Linked DNA regions of Homo sapiens: region 2 is linked to region 1. Evidence: read pairs that join two places in POLR2A ChIA-PET (ENCODE). Cell type or tissue: Panc1. All regions are shown on one strand. Each heading gives the region's core, and the rest is flanking DNA. Links, peaks and the distances in the headings are about the cores only.

What was found. Peaks named below come from ENCODE experiments on the same cell type or tissue, not always from the same donor. Only the 100,000 strongest peaks of a DNase experiment are listed, where the experiment ranks them.
Region 2: POLR2A ChIA-PET joins it to region 1 with 9 read pairs; 3 of 35 experiments call an interaction of 5 or more read pairs at or near these places.

Annotation. Positions count from the first base shown.
Region 1 is chr7:55,024,104-55,032,503 of GRCh38, reverse strand. All of the region lies in intron 1 of EGFR (epidermal growth factor receptor), which reads right to left. Among named protein-coding and RNA genes, the nearest start is that of EGFR, 9.3 kb to the right of the region's middle. In Panc1, for the core only: no CTCF peak of the experiment used is centred there; no DNase peak of the experiment used is centred there; H3K27ac peaks cover 2,113 bases.
Region 2 is chr7:55,558,698-55,565,162 of GRCh38, reverse strand. The region is part of intron 1 of VOPP1 (VOPP1 WW domain binding protein); the gene reads left to right. Among named protein-coding and RNA genes, the nearest start is that of VOPP1, 11 kb to the left of the region's middle. RefSeq lists enhancers at 3,112-3,161, 3,192-3,251, 3,332-3,381. In Panc1, for the core only: no CTCF peak of the experiment used is centred there; no DNase peak of the experiment used is centred there.

The DNA of each region.
Region 1 (8,400 bases), core at 3,401-8,400:
CCGCTGCCTGCCACACATGCAAAGGCTCAGGAAAAGTGTGTGCTGGTGCCGTTCTACATAGAGAGTGAAAATTCACGGGAGCAAACTCTTTTTGAAATAAATTGCATCTTCAGATATCATTTTTTCCCTTAAGGCCCATTTAGCCTCCACCATGCTGTGCTAAGCTGCGTCCTCAGACAGAGATGGGCTGAATGATTTAATCATCCTCTGTCTGCCTCTAAGGATGATACCACTGAATTGGTATGTTTGATGTCTACATTTCAAAATCACTGGGTATTAATTAGTTATCATCTGTTACTTTTGAGACTTCTCTTAAACTTAACTGGGCCTTTTATGGCTTGGCAGAACATCTTGTGAATGGGACATAGGGCGATTGTGAGATCAGTACTACTGTTAATAACATTACGTGGTACCTAGAGGTTCTCTCAACTAAAAATCAACCTTGAAAACAGTGTTCAGAAGTCACCAAGCCTGCAAAACTTCTACTAGGTGACCAATGTGCAGTCAACATGCCTGTGCTCACAACAGCCCCTCTCACCTGTGACCACCACCTCATGCTACCTCTTCCCTTGTCACCTAGTGAAAGAAGACAAGTGTGGGAGGAAAAAGAGTGCCCAATGTCTTCTCAATATTAAGTCAGAGGAATGCTAATATTTTCCTTTTCCAAAATGCGAATAAAAACAAAAAACCCCGAAGAATATAATATTGGCAACTCTCTTTGCCTTAGCACCCAATTCTCATCGGCTCCATCAGCAGAATTTAGGCCTTGAGTTCGTGACTACTTATCTCCCTGGCTATAGTTTGAATGTCTTGTTTTTGCAACTGAGCAACATTATGAACATTTAGTAGCCATTGCCCAAAGAATCTAAAAGCCTAGAATTCCTAGCCAAGACTTCAAGAACTCTGTCATGTGATAAGGAAAGATGGACTCAGATAATCACCCAAGTCTTCTGCCCTTCTGGGACTTTTCTCATTCAACTCTCTCCCTGACACCAGGCACGTCACTACTCTGCATCTAAACAAGAATCTCTAAAGGTGGAAAGTGAAGTGAAAAAGTAGGCAACTCACCTGATTCTTCATGTTGTCCCACTTCATCAAATTGCTGAACTTTCTGTTCTGCCTTGGCCAGGTAGATTTTTGTTGACTGAAGGTAAAATAATGATGCTTTTGCCCAAGTAACCTTTGCAAGACTTACAGGTTCAGTGGCTAAAGCCACCCTGAAATCAATATACTAACTGTCTGTTTACTGGAAGGGTTTACTTATTCAACAAGAGATACGTCATCACAGGCCTGAAAAATCGATGTGTTCTCCTGGCAATCCTCTCTAAACCTGCAGCACCTAGATAACAACTGGAGATCCATTGCTCAGCTGGAGTGCAGGACTTTTTCCTTTGCTACTTTATAATCATGAAATAGAAAATTGCTTTTGGGAAATTTCTGCCAGAGTACTGAAAAGTTTCCACTATGTTAGGAATAAACAATAACAAAACAGTTTCTTCCTTTCTTGTGGAGGAAAATGAACACTGCATTTTGAAATTTCTTCTGGGAGAGGCACATCACCGTCACTGAGAGATCTACTCACTGCCGCACTCTCCATTCCATTCCTTCAACCCAGAAAGTGCCTCCAAGTGAATAATTTGATGTGTGAAACCATCTCTTCTTAAAAGCCAATGCTTGCAAGTAAATCCCAGCCAGAATAGCTTATTACAAATGGTATGATATGGAAAATGAACACTCTTGGAGGGCCACACTGTTTCTTAAGTTTGTCTCTTTTTGTAAAAGCTGTTTCACACCCTAAAGAGGTTAAGTGTATGCCTTCATTTAAATCATAGAAATGAGTCTTACAAATCTATGTAAGGGAATTACTACAGCTTGCCATAGGCATTGCTAACTGACCCAACTGCTAAATCAAGTTGCCTTCTCCTTTCATTTTTTTTCTGCAAGTATTTATAGGTCTGGAAAATTTACAGAAGTTGATGACACAACGTTGAAAAGTCATACTTCTCATTTCTAAAGTAAATATTTTCAAGGCTCACAAATTCACTGCCCTGTATCTTATGGAATGGGCAGTTATAACACATACAGAAGAGACTTGAGTCTAAAAACTACTTCATAACAAAAAAGAAACCTGGGAAAGGAACCAAAACAGAGCAGAAATACACAGAAATATACAGAAATTGTGAGGGACATTAAGCATTAGTAACAGAAGTATAACAAATTTTGAGGAATACTTTATTTAGCCTTTGATTCACAAATAGAACTAAAAGTGATGGGGCATCCATAGCTAAAAAACCCAATGACGTCTTGAAGGAGGAATAAGTAACCTTGACCTGCATGTTGAGAGACAGTGCTGTGTAGCAGGAGAGCACCCAGTGCCCACTGATCACCAGCCTGGTGATTACGGACAACAGCAGAATCGCTCTGAGCCTGGGTCCCTCACCTCCCAATCTGGAAAGCTATCCCAATCCTGTGGGGTTGTAGGAGGCTGAGAGAGAAGAATGTTAAGGCATTGTGTAAACTATGAGGTGCTGTACAAATGCGAGGTGTTGTTATTATTATGACATCAATGTTTTAGCATCTAAATTATAGGGACAGCACACTTATTACCAGCATGTTTAAATACATATCTTGCATACATTTAGATTTGTTTTTAATTTTACAGATGTTTTCAGCTGGAAGGAGTCTGACGATCGTCTAGTTTAGCTGTTTTATGGAAGGTGAAACTGAGAGGGGAGACTCTAACCTGTTTTCTCTCCCCATTATAACTAACAACAAATTACAGAAAAAAATATGTTAAGCCGCGTACTAAGAAAAACTCCCTTAACAACACCACTTTTCAGGGAGCAATACATGTGTATGCATACTTGTATAACCATGAATACTGAGTGTGTTTGGTACTTTCTAACTTTTGAAAATTATATAGTATATTTTTACAGTCATTTGACAAAGTTTTTCATCTGCAGTCCTTTGCAAAGTTTCATTTCCAGTTATTTATAAAAATTTTTCTTTCTCTGTGAAGGCTAATTCATAACAGCTTGTAAAAAAGAAGGAGCGAGGAAGAGAAAGAAGGAAGGGAAGAAGAAAGAAAGCAAGGAAGGAAGAAGAAAGGGGAGTAAGAAAGAAAACAGGGCAATACACTATTCTCACTCATAAATGTCACCAGAAATTAAAAAAATCAAGAAACATCTATAAGGATAAGGTTTCTGATTCTCTATTAACATTGTAGCAAATTGAAGCCAAGAAAAAGTTCTATAGTGCACTCTATTTAAAAGCCTCTCAAAATTAGTACATTAAAAAACAACAGGTGACACAATAATTCTCCAATGACCACTTTTTTTTTGTTTTTTGACTGAGTCTTGCTCTGTCGCCTAGGCTGGAGTGTAGTGGTGTGATCTCAGCTCACTGCAACCCCTGCCTTCCAGGTTTAAGTGATTCTCCTGCCTCAGCCTCCTGAGTAGCTGGGACTACAGGCACGTGCCACCGCACCCAGCTGTTTTTTTTGTATTTTTAGTAGAGGCGGGTTTCACCATGTTGGTCAGGCAAGTCTCAAACTCCTGACCTTGTGATCCGCCCGCCTCGGCCTCTGAAAGTGCTGAGATTACAGGCATGAGCCACTGAGCCCAGCCAACCATCTTTTGTTTATCTGTCATATGTTTGGACTTAATCAAAAGTGGATGACATCTGACATTGGGGTTCCAGGGTTTTTGTTACCTATAAACAGATAATTGCTTAACTTTCTAATAATATATTAAAATATACTTTATTTTAAAAATCTAGTTGGAGCCATTAGATCTTGCAAGTTAGCACTAGAACAAACTTAAAATAGTTTGTCTAGTTTATCTTGTTCGGCACAATTTGAAGCATTTACAATGGCTTACAGTGTATGAGAATGAACTAGGAGATAATTTTGTAAGTGAATAGAAACCATTGTAATAAAATCTCCTGAAAGCTTTCAGGTATTCAATGATTGCTGGTAAATAAACAAAACCAGGTTTTTGAAATTAAAAAAATGTTTTTGAAAAAGTTTCTAAAATTTGGTATACAATGATCAGAAAATCTCAGGACACCTTTGCCTGTCCTTAAGGACCTGCACAAATTCACTAAGTGGTTTGTTTTTATTCCAGCACTAAAATAATGGATAATTTGAGTATCAGCAGAGACACTAAAACATGCACAGTTTTTCACATACAAATGCCAGTTTGTCTTATCAGAGAGACTATGTGCAATGCATCAATTTTATCCAAAACCTGGAGTAAAGGAAAGAAATTTTAGCAAAGGGTTGTAATGACATCATAAGTAAAACGATAGGACTGCTAAAACAATCATGACGTCATCTGCTGTGCACTGGCCTGCAAGCATGTAGTGGTAAAATCGTCAGATATCACATTTCTGCTTATAAAATAAAATCCTTCATGAATGCTCTTAAAACAACTGCAAAGCAAGCAGTGGTCTTTACCTCCATATGTGTGTGTGTGTGTATATATATATATATATATATATATATATATATATTTTTTTTTTTTTTTTTACATAAAGGCATGAATATACAAGGTAATGTCAGCAGCTGTACTCCACTCTTTATTTGTTGCAAATCTACCTATTTGTTTCCAAAGGATGTCTGCAAATAAATAGGTAACATTGTACAGCTTTCAACAGTGGATCAGAACATAGATGTCTCTTCTAATTCACAAGTACCAATGGCTCAATTAATTTAAGGGACATTTTCTGAGTTGTGTGATTTCACATGTATTTATCGTGTCTAGAACTGTGCAAACTTTTGTTTCATTTCTCTCTTAGATTTCTGTAGGAAGAGTTAAAGGATGTGAAGTAGTCATTTTACTTATTCATAACACATTTTAGGGAAAATTGTGCTGTTGCTGTTGGGGAGAAAGTTAAAGCTATCAACTATAACCTGGACTCCAGTCCAATTTTTCACATCTGGTTGCTACTTTTAAAAAGGATCATTTTAATTTTTAAATGCAGAATGTGTTGCACTTTATCTTTGACATTCCAGGTTTCCTCATGGTCATTTAGAAAAATAAAGCAGGAAATTCTAATGCCTTAGCATCTACTTTAATAAGATGTTTGCATTTATAAAAATAACAAGAAACTGAGGGTTTTGCTGAAGGAGCACAGGGCCTACAAGTATTTCCTCATTCCTGTCCCTGTGCCTGGAGGCCCAGCTAAGCATTCTGTTTCTGAGAAACTCCCCTTGTCACAGAGGCTGAATTAGTCAGTCCCTCTTTTGGGCTCCCACTGAAATCCCAAATCACATCTGTTATAAAACATTGCATTACAGGGAGTGATCTTGTATGTGTCTCTCTTTCTCAGCCCTTCCAAAAGGTAAGTCGGTCCTCAGAGGACAAGTGCAGTTATTTTGTTCCCTTGGTGTATCTAGATCCCAGCATGCGATGTGCCTGGAGTATATCAGCAGTTCTCAAAATCTGGCATGCATCAGTCAGAATCTCCCTGAGGACTTGTGTGCACAGACCGGGGCCTGCCCTTCCAGTGTCTTACTCAGAGGCCAGGGTGGGGTCCAAGAGTGTGCATCTCCAACAGGTTCTCAGGTGCTGCTGCCATGCTGGGCCCGCTGAAAGCCACTGCAGAAAGCTTTTTTTTTTCCCTTTTTTTTTTTGGCAGTTAAAGAGAGGTTTTCTTTAGTTAAAACCTGGGAGGCACTCCTGGTGAATTTTGGTCAAGAGCGCTTTCTCTTACAGACTAGGAGTATATATTGGTTTTAGGGTGAGGGAGATTATCAGAATTTTGGAATGTTCCTGTTTGAGGGAGAAGTTTTATGGCAGGGTTGGAATATCTCTGGGAGGAGGCAAGTTTATCTTGGGGCAGGCATCTTTCCGGCCAGAGAGAGGTTATCCCGAGACTGGCATCTTCCCTGCTGGAGGGGGGTTATCTCGGGACTAGCATGTCTCTGGTCGAGGAGGAGTTTCGAATGTTTCCGGTTGGAGATGTTATTTGTGGTTTATGGTCATGCTGACCTTAGCCATTAGGCTGATGCAGTTTGAATTTAGGCAGTTTTTTATTAAGGTGAACTTTAGAATGAGGGGCTTGTCCAAGATGGCGATGCTCCTGCTCTGTCGAGCCAGACCCTATAGTTATAAAAAGGAGGAGGGGTGGAGTGTTCTTTCTGGCTATTTCCTCACTGCAGGAAACTTTTAATGGACTAACTTGTGAAATAAAATGTGACTCTGGAACTGATTTACTAATGAAATATGCAACTGTTTCTGGATCTCGAAGGAGCTCATGAGATGAGTAAGAAATGGGGGTCTGAGAGCAAAGACAAGATTTCTTTCGTTACGAGCTACATACAACATGTAATCCACTCCTCAGAATTGCCAAGGGAGCTTTAAGAAATGTGTGTGTGCCAGGCTCCATTCCCCAGAAATACTGATTGTCCTGGTCTGGGGCACAGTAAGGCACCCTCTTTTTCAAAAGCCCCTCAGCTGGTTAGAAAGCATGGTCAAGGTTCAAAAGCTACTGCTTTAAGAAAAAAGAAAAAAAATCATCTCCTACTTTTTTTGGTTCAGCCACTAGCGTACAAAACCAAGTAATGTGATGTGGTCTTAAGCAGGGAACAAGAGATCCCCATTCCGAGTATTTGCAGCAATATATAAACATGACTTCTGGTACACTTATATGCACAATATATTATATTACCAGTTGCTGATAACTGCAACTAATCAGCTGCTGACTATAGCAGCCTCACCTAGAGAGAAGCTGGTATCCAGAACCCCTGGTGTGGCTCAATTTCGATGCTGACGGTGAGCATGAGACAGGTGGAGCCAGGAAACTGTGAGAGGAGAACTTGTTCTGTGATCTAAGACAAGTAACTGACACGGAAATATGTGAGCAAATGACAACTCAAGCCACATTGCTCTCCTGTGCTCTGGACCACCGTATTCTACTGCCTCCTGGACTTCTCCATCTGAGCACTTCAAGCTCAACACATCTAAAAGCTGAATATTGATATTGGACCCTCCTGCCCTTCCTCTTCTCCTCCCTTCCCTTCCCTTCCCTGCAGTCCCATTGACTTCCCAGCCTTTGTGATTGCATTCAGTATCTATCCAGGCTTCCAAGTGAGAAGCCTGGGTGTCAATCTGGGATTCTTTCTTTCTTATGCTGCTACATATACTTATCAACCAGTTCTGCCTCCTGATCAGCCCCGGAGTCCCCTGTCCTGAATCTTCCTTGCTCCTGCTTCATCCTCTGTCTCTGGCAATAGTCATGAACCTTCCTGTTTCCAATGCCACTCCTGCAGTCCATTCCCCAAACCGCTGCTGCAGCCATCTTTCTAAAACACCAAACACAGCATGTCAGTTCACAGTCACTTCTCTTTCACACAGGACAAAATCCAAAGCCACAGTGAGGATGGAGCTCTCTGTGAACTGTAGGTAGCCTTACCATTTATTCCTTCTCTTCCTGCCATTTGAATTACTAGCACTCTCAAGAACTTTGCTGCTATTGGCACTGCTTGTGTAATGCCCTGCACATCCTATTCTCTGGGGAAATAATCATATAACCAAATAGCTCAAATGAGTAATCCCTTCCATTTGTGGCTAAACGTGCTCTCCTCCCCATGTAGAATTAAAGGCAAAGACTGAACTCAAAAGTCATCCTTTGTCCTGGGAAGAGTTCCGTCATTGATTCTGTGACATTGTTTCACACTTATTATCTCTAGCTCTCTTTCCCCAGTTGACTTCCAGACACTTAAGGGCAATTACCAAGTCTAATTTATTCTTACATCTCAACATATGGATGCAACAGTGTAAATCACTCATCATGGCTCAAACATAAAGAAAAAAAAGCCTAAGTTGTAACAGGTACCAATACTTGCCCTTCTATGCAAAGGGCAAACAATCATGGTTGACTTACGTAATTATTTAAACTAAGTCAGGGCCATGTGTGCTGCCGCGCTAGTAATGGTGTAATTGCAGGTGTACTTAGGGCTGCCTGCAAGGCATTCTCATTGGGTGCCTTGTCCCCTAAATTATAACTTGAGTCTTTTGTTAATGAGAAGTTCCAGATATATTCAGAAAGGACACTTGGACTCCGAGTCTCTCCTTGAAAACCCACCAGAATGAGATAAAACTTGGATCAGAGAGAGAAATTCTACTCCCCCATGTTAGTGTTTCCATACTGCTTGCTAAAGCAAGCTGCTGAAACTGGTAGGAGTAAAATTTACTCTAAGCATATGCAATTCACAGATGCTCAGTCCACAGGACCAGTCATTTGATACTGAACTTCAGGGCCTTCAGGGATTGAAATGTCAAATCTAGCACTTACTTTCTAGGGGCTCAGTAAACACACCCCCAATATTCCTGGCCCCAACTACCCCTCCTGCTCCCAGCTGGCTCAGGGAACTTTCTAGACAACTGGATTGAGTGT
Region 2 (6,465 bases), core at 1,466-6,465, 530 kb before region 1:
TGACCTTCCCTTGTCAGGGTTAAAGAATCAAATGGTCAATGAAGACAGGGAGGCAGTGACTAATACATATATATATAAAATTTCAGGAAGTACAGCTATATACTTCAAAACTGTCAACAAGAGAACAATGTCCTCAGACCAGAACAAAGAGATATTATCCGGTAAATTAGGTTTGAAATCGATCAATTGCTTGCTTCAAGCATAGGGCATATCTGGTGGTCGTTAGGAGTCACATTTGGATGGTGCCATGACCATGTATTACAGAATCTCAACTCCTTCGGAGTTGCCTGGGAGTCTTTGAGTAAACCTAAGCTCCCACTGACATACACCTGTAAAGAGAAATCCCTCAGTGTTGCTGGAGGCCCTTTGGAAGATTCCCTACTTGGTCTGGAACTTGTGGCCCAGGGTGGATTAACAGAGTATTTATATTGTCAGTCATTCCCAAGCAAGTTTCCTGTGCCCAGGTGGCTGCACACCTGCGGACAGGAGGGAGGGTTTCCTTATCCTGTCGATTAAAAAGTGGGCTTGCTTGTTATTATCTGTGACTAGATTAAGAAGAAACTTTGTCATAAGCGTCCATAGCAAGGGAAAGCAAGATTGTGATTGTGATCATAGTTGGCTCTTAATTTCTGCCCTAGGTAAGACAAAAAAAGGGTCCATAGCCATCTCTTTTGCTAGGATGGTTGAGCAGCTACTCAGGTGACAGCTTGACTTTTAATACTGAGAGGAAAGATGAGTGAAACTCTTTAGCTCTTTAGTTGGCCTCATTCTCTTGGTGTTTTGTGATCTGAGTGTCATCAAGGGCCAAAACATGGCATTATGGAGAGGGTGGGGACAGATCCTAAACCCTTATGGGGAGTGGGGAGAAGAGGAGAGTGAGAGAGAGCAAGCGAGCGAGAGAGAGAGAGAGAGAGAGAGACAGAGACAGAGAGAAAGAGTGTGTTGATGAGATTATTATTGAAGAAGCTCCTAGTTCCTAGTTCCCCCTCCTTCCCTTTAGTTGGAGAGAAAAGCAGCCAGGCCTGCGGTGAGTGAAGCTGTGAAGCCAGGTTCCTATAGCCTAAGGGCAGCTGTGTAAAACAACGTGGGGTTCCCTTAGATTAAATCTCTGCAACCTCTGTTCTTCTCTGCTGCCCTCAAGATAAATTCCAAACACTGTTTTTCCTCCTTAGAATTTCTTCAGGAATTCTCCTTTCTTTCCTTCTCATTTCTTTCCTCCCAAATTGAGCAGCTTTCTCTAGCTCAAAGGTTGTCAAAATTTTGGCTCTTATACTCTTTTAGGGAATTTTCAAAAGCTATATACCCTCTCACATAATTTTAAGTGGAACATACAGGTTAAGCAACCCTAATCTGAAAATCAAAAATCCTAAGTGTTGCAAAATCTGAAACTTTTTGAGTGCCAGTGTGATGTTACAGGTGGAAAATTTCACACCTGACCTTGTGTGACAGATCACAGCCAAAACATTGTTTTGTGCACACAATTATTAAAAATATTGTATAAAATTACCTTCAGGCTATATGTGTAAGATATATATGAACATAAATGAATTTCATCTTTAGACTTGGGTCCCATCCCCAAGATACTTCACTGTGTATATGCAAATGTTCCAAAATCCAAAGAGATGCAAAATCCAAAAACACTTCTGGTCCCAAGCATCTCAGGTAAAGGATACTCAACCTGTGTGATCTTGTTTATCATAGATTTTAAATGGTTACAATAGATTTGATTTCTCATGTATTGTAAACATTGTTAAAAATTCAACTATAATATCACTCTTTTAATGTATTCAGTGGAATCTAAATACCATTAGCAATTTGATACTGATTTTTTTAAAAAACGCAAATAATCTTCTCTAATGGTTGCAAATATAGCATTCCTTTTTTGAATTTCTACTTTATAGAATTTTCTTCTAATAATATATATTTATGCTTGAAAGTCTAGTTTTGATCTGTCGTTTTTTGTAACAAAATCTGTATCGAAATTAATTTTTAAAACATTTCCTCAGATATACCTCCAAAAAATTTAAAAAGACTAATTGATTTATCATTTTTATTGCACATTTGATTGACACTATACATGTATTACCAATTGAATATTATTAAACATAAACAGTAAAATTTACTGGAAATAAATTTCTGAGTGAGATGGACGAGGATATTTCAAGTTAGGGCATGTATAACTGATGGAAATGGAAAAAGTTTCATGTTGAACTTCCGAGTGATGTGCCCAGACCGCATAGTAATCTACAATTAGGTCATCTTTCAATTTAATTGAAAGCAAAGAATTTGAAACCAGTTGAGATGCAAGGCGTGCGTTGACAAAAACTCTCCCCTTGACCAAACTTTGGTTGGGATCCTCTGAGCCCTCTTCTCACTAGGCCTCCACCTTGCCCTCTGTGTCTGTCCTCAGTGGAGCTCAGTTTCAGCAAGAGTCCTGCCAAGTCATCCCCTCACGCTTAATATCTGATCACCTTAGGCTGTCTTCAGCAAGAATTCCTCCTTACTTCTACCCATCATGCCTCTCCTCTTAGCAATTTTGTATCCGTTGACCCCCTCACTCTGCTCCTTGGCTGTGAATTCACACTGATTTTGGTTGTATTTGGAGTTGAGGTCAGTCTGTCTTGCTGTTGTGATAGATTGACCCCTATTGCAATAGTCTTGAATAAAGCCTTACCATTTTTGACAAGTGTCAGAACAATTTCTCTTTAACAGTGTCACTACCAGTATTTTCAGTGGCCTTAGATTGGTACTTGAGAGAGTTTTTTAGTTCTGGACCAGCACATCCCAGTAAGACTAGAAATGGGAGGGAGGTGTGCCTTTCTTTGTAAAGGGAGAGAAGGGTGACTGTAAACGGGGAATTAGCACTGTCACTTGACCAGCATCCGGACCAGGGCCTGTGTCTCAGGCAGTCAGCTTTAGGAAAGCAGACCCATGGAGGTTGAAGGTTTGGAATTCGAGTCCTTTAGCAGTATGGAGGAGCGCCCTTGGAAAGCTTTCAGTATCTACAGAGACCTCCTTGCCATTCTCAGCGTTGGCTGTACATTAGAATGAGGTAGGGAGTTTCGAACAATTACCTGCACCTGGAGCCTAGTCATCTTTATTTTTTAACAGATGCACATTGCTTCTGATGCATAGATGAGGATCAGAAGTCTTCATCCAGTACAGCAGACTGAACCGACTACTGTGGGTCCTGAAGGCACCATACTTTCACTTCCTGTTTTCCCATTCCTTTGACTGCCGTTTCAACTCCCACCATACTTGAAGACCCTCAGGTGGTGTCATGGAAGGCTACTCTCATTGTCCACTTGGGTATGAGTTAAGTCCCCGACTTGGGCAAGCTACTCCCTAGGCAAGCTACTCCCACGTGCTCTGAGCTCAGATACTGTAATTGCTTGTTTGTTTTTTTTTTTTTTTGGAAGAGGGGAGCAGTCTGTGAATTCTTCTTCTTTTTTTTTTTTTTTTTTTCCAGACAGAGTTTTGCTCTGTCACCCAGGCTGGAGTGCAGTGGCATGATCTTGGCTCACTGCAACCTCCGCCTCCCCCTCTCCTGCCTTGGCCTCCTGAGTAGCTGGACATAAGGTGCCCACCAGCACGCCCACTTAATTTTTGTATTTTTAGTAGAGACGGGGTTTCACCATATTGGCTAGGCTGGTCTTGAACTCCTAACCTTGTGATCTGCCCGCCTTGGCCTCCCAGAGAGCTGGGACTACAGGTATGAGTCACCGTGCCCGGCCTGGTCTGTAAATTCTTTAGACCTTAAGCTCCTAGAGGACCTGTTTGTTCCAGAAGGGTTTGGCACAGTGAGGGGGATGGGCTTGGGAGCTTGGGTGTAGAGGTTAGGCTTTGGAAGGGGAGTGGGGATGTGAGGAAGGAGATGAGGAAGGAGGTCATCAAGAGGGAAGGTGCACATAGAGTTGAAGTTCAGTGGGGAAAGGTTGGTGACCTGGGTGGGATGTCAGGAACTTTGCGTTGAAGTAAGCCACAGAGATAAGCTGGGAAGGACCTGGGCCTCCAGGTCATGGTGAAGGTCGCACAGCGGTTGTGGTGAGGGTCCTGGGAAGCTGTGCATGTGCATCTCAGAGCATCCATGGTCGGGGTGCAGAGTGAGCATTTCGGGCAGTCTTGGATACAGCCAGCTGCCCTGACTGGCCCCCTAAGCAGCATGGAAGCAGGGAGGTAGAAGGGTGGCTGCCAGACTGGGGATTGACGCGGGATGGCAGTGCATCATGAGTGAGAGGATTTTGGGGAATTATTGTTATGATGGCTATGTTAGGGTCATTTCTTGAGTGTGTAAAATTAGAAGATGGTTGATGGATTGGAAAATGAACAAGGCATTTGGTAAAAAAGTAGAGGTTGACATGGGAGTGAGGTGAGGGTATGGGACAGGTGCAGAGAAGGGAGAGTGAGGCTACTGGCCTACTAGAGAAGAACTTGCTGTGACCTCTGTGTTCATTACCTGTTGTTGCTATAACAAGTGACTACAAACTTGGTGGCTTAAACCGATCCAGATTTATTATCTTCCCTCTCTGGAGGTCAGAAGTCCTAAATGGCTCTCAGTGGGCTCAATTCAAGAATGTCAGCAGGACCATGTTTCTTCTGGAGGCTCCAGGGAGGATTCATTTCCTGGCCTGTCCCAGCATCTAGGGACTGCCTGTGTTTCTTGGCTGGTGGTCCCTTCCTCCCCTTCAAAGCCAGCGATTCTGTGTCTTCTAATTTCTCTCATGCTTCTCTCTCTCTGTCACTGTAAAGACCCTTGAGATTACATTGGGCCCACCTGAATTACCCAGCATAATCTCCTCATTGTAAGATCCTTAACTTAATCACGTCTGCAAAGCCCCTTTTGCCACCTAAGGTGACATTCCCAGTTCTGTGGATTAGGACGATGACATCTTTGTGGGCAGGAGGTGGCATTACTTTGCTTGCCACAAGGTTGAAAAAAAATGTTGCTTAAAATGGATATTTTAGTGAAATCACTGTTGTAAAGGTTTTTTTTGTTTTCGTTTGTTGTTTGAGACAGAGCCTCACTCTTTTCCCCAGGCCGGAGTGCAGTGGCATGATCTTGGCTCACTACAACCTCTGCCTCCCAGGTTCAAGTGATTCTCCCGCCTCAGCCTCCCAAGTAGCGGGGACTACAGGCGTGCGCCACCATCCCCAGCTAATTTTTGTATTTTTAGTGGAGATGGGGTTTCACCATGTTGGCCAGGCTGGTCTGGAACTCCTGACCTCAGGTGATCGCCTGCCACGGCCTCGTGCGGTGCTGGGATTACAGGCATGAGACACTGCGCCTGGCCAGTAAAGGTTTTTATACTCCATTGCCACGTTCTGAGGTTCTTCTGTGGGGCTGACATGGGCAGTGGAGTGAATGAGAACTTGCCGGTTCCACTGCATGTGCCCTGGGTTGGGATGGAGTCATTAACATAGGTTGTAGGTCTGTTTTATGCTTTGAGTTCTTGGTGGAATGACTCAGGAAAAATATGTATTGGTTTTATTAATAGCTAGTCACCCCAGTGGAAGCTGAGATTCATCTCTGACTTTCTGAATTGCATGAGAAGTTAAATCGCAGATAGGGAGAAGGCTTTCTCTCATAATGAGAGCCTTGGACAAATTGAGATCACAGGTTACTTGATACAATTGATGCTTTTATCACTTCCTGGCAGAAAAGGAGCTGGACTTCAAAATCACGACATCTGGGCCCTGGTCAGCTGAGCCAGGCATTAGAGTCCTTCCACTGTGGTGGCCTGTTGGTCGGCCCAATGGCACGGTCAGCGGCTGCTCTCAGGGGCTTGCTAATGGGCAGTGCTCACCTTCCTCCATAAGATGGGAAGGGTAGGCATCCTAATTAGGAGTCTCTGGTCCCTTTCTGAGTGTCAGCATGACCTAGTGATGTATTCAGAGAAGCTGCCAAGAGTGGAAGTGGATTTATTTAGTGATGATTGTCACCACTAGAATCAGTACCTTTTTAAACTCCACCCTGTTTATCTGAATTCAGTTGTGTGTATGGTTCTTGTTTTGATGGATGGCTCAGGCTCCCATTGAAGCCATCAGAGGCTCCCTCTGATGATGAGGGAGCAGACTAAAAAACCGTTACTATCCACTGGATACTTAGTGACTTATATATAGCTCAAGTTGTTTGCAAAGCTTTGGGCACAAATAAAATTAATATAATTAGGTCTTCAGAAGGAAATGCAGGATGGTATTAAACTTTTCAGTGAGGCTATCTTGTCGCTAACCTTGAACACTGACCTTTCCTTTGCTTTCTTCTTTGGTTTTTAGCAACTCTGCGTTATTATTGCTGAAGAGGGCTCAGAACACTAAAATAGCTCTTTGTCAGTCAGCTTTACTAATGATAATGATGCCAGGGTTTGGTGTTCACCCTGTAGCCATGCTGTGTTTGAGGCTGTATGTAGTCTGAAGTTTTTACTCTGTCTTTTGGGTCTTTGTCTGCAAGGAGCCTGGGGTTGGACA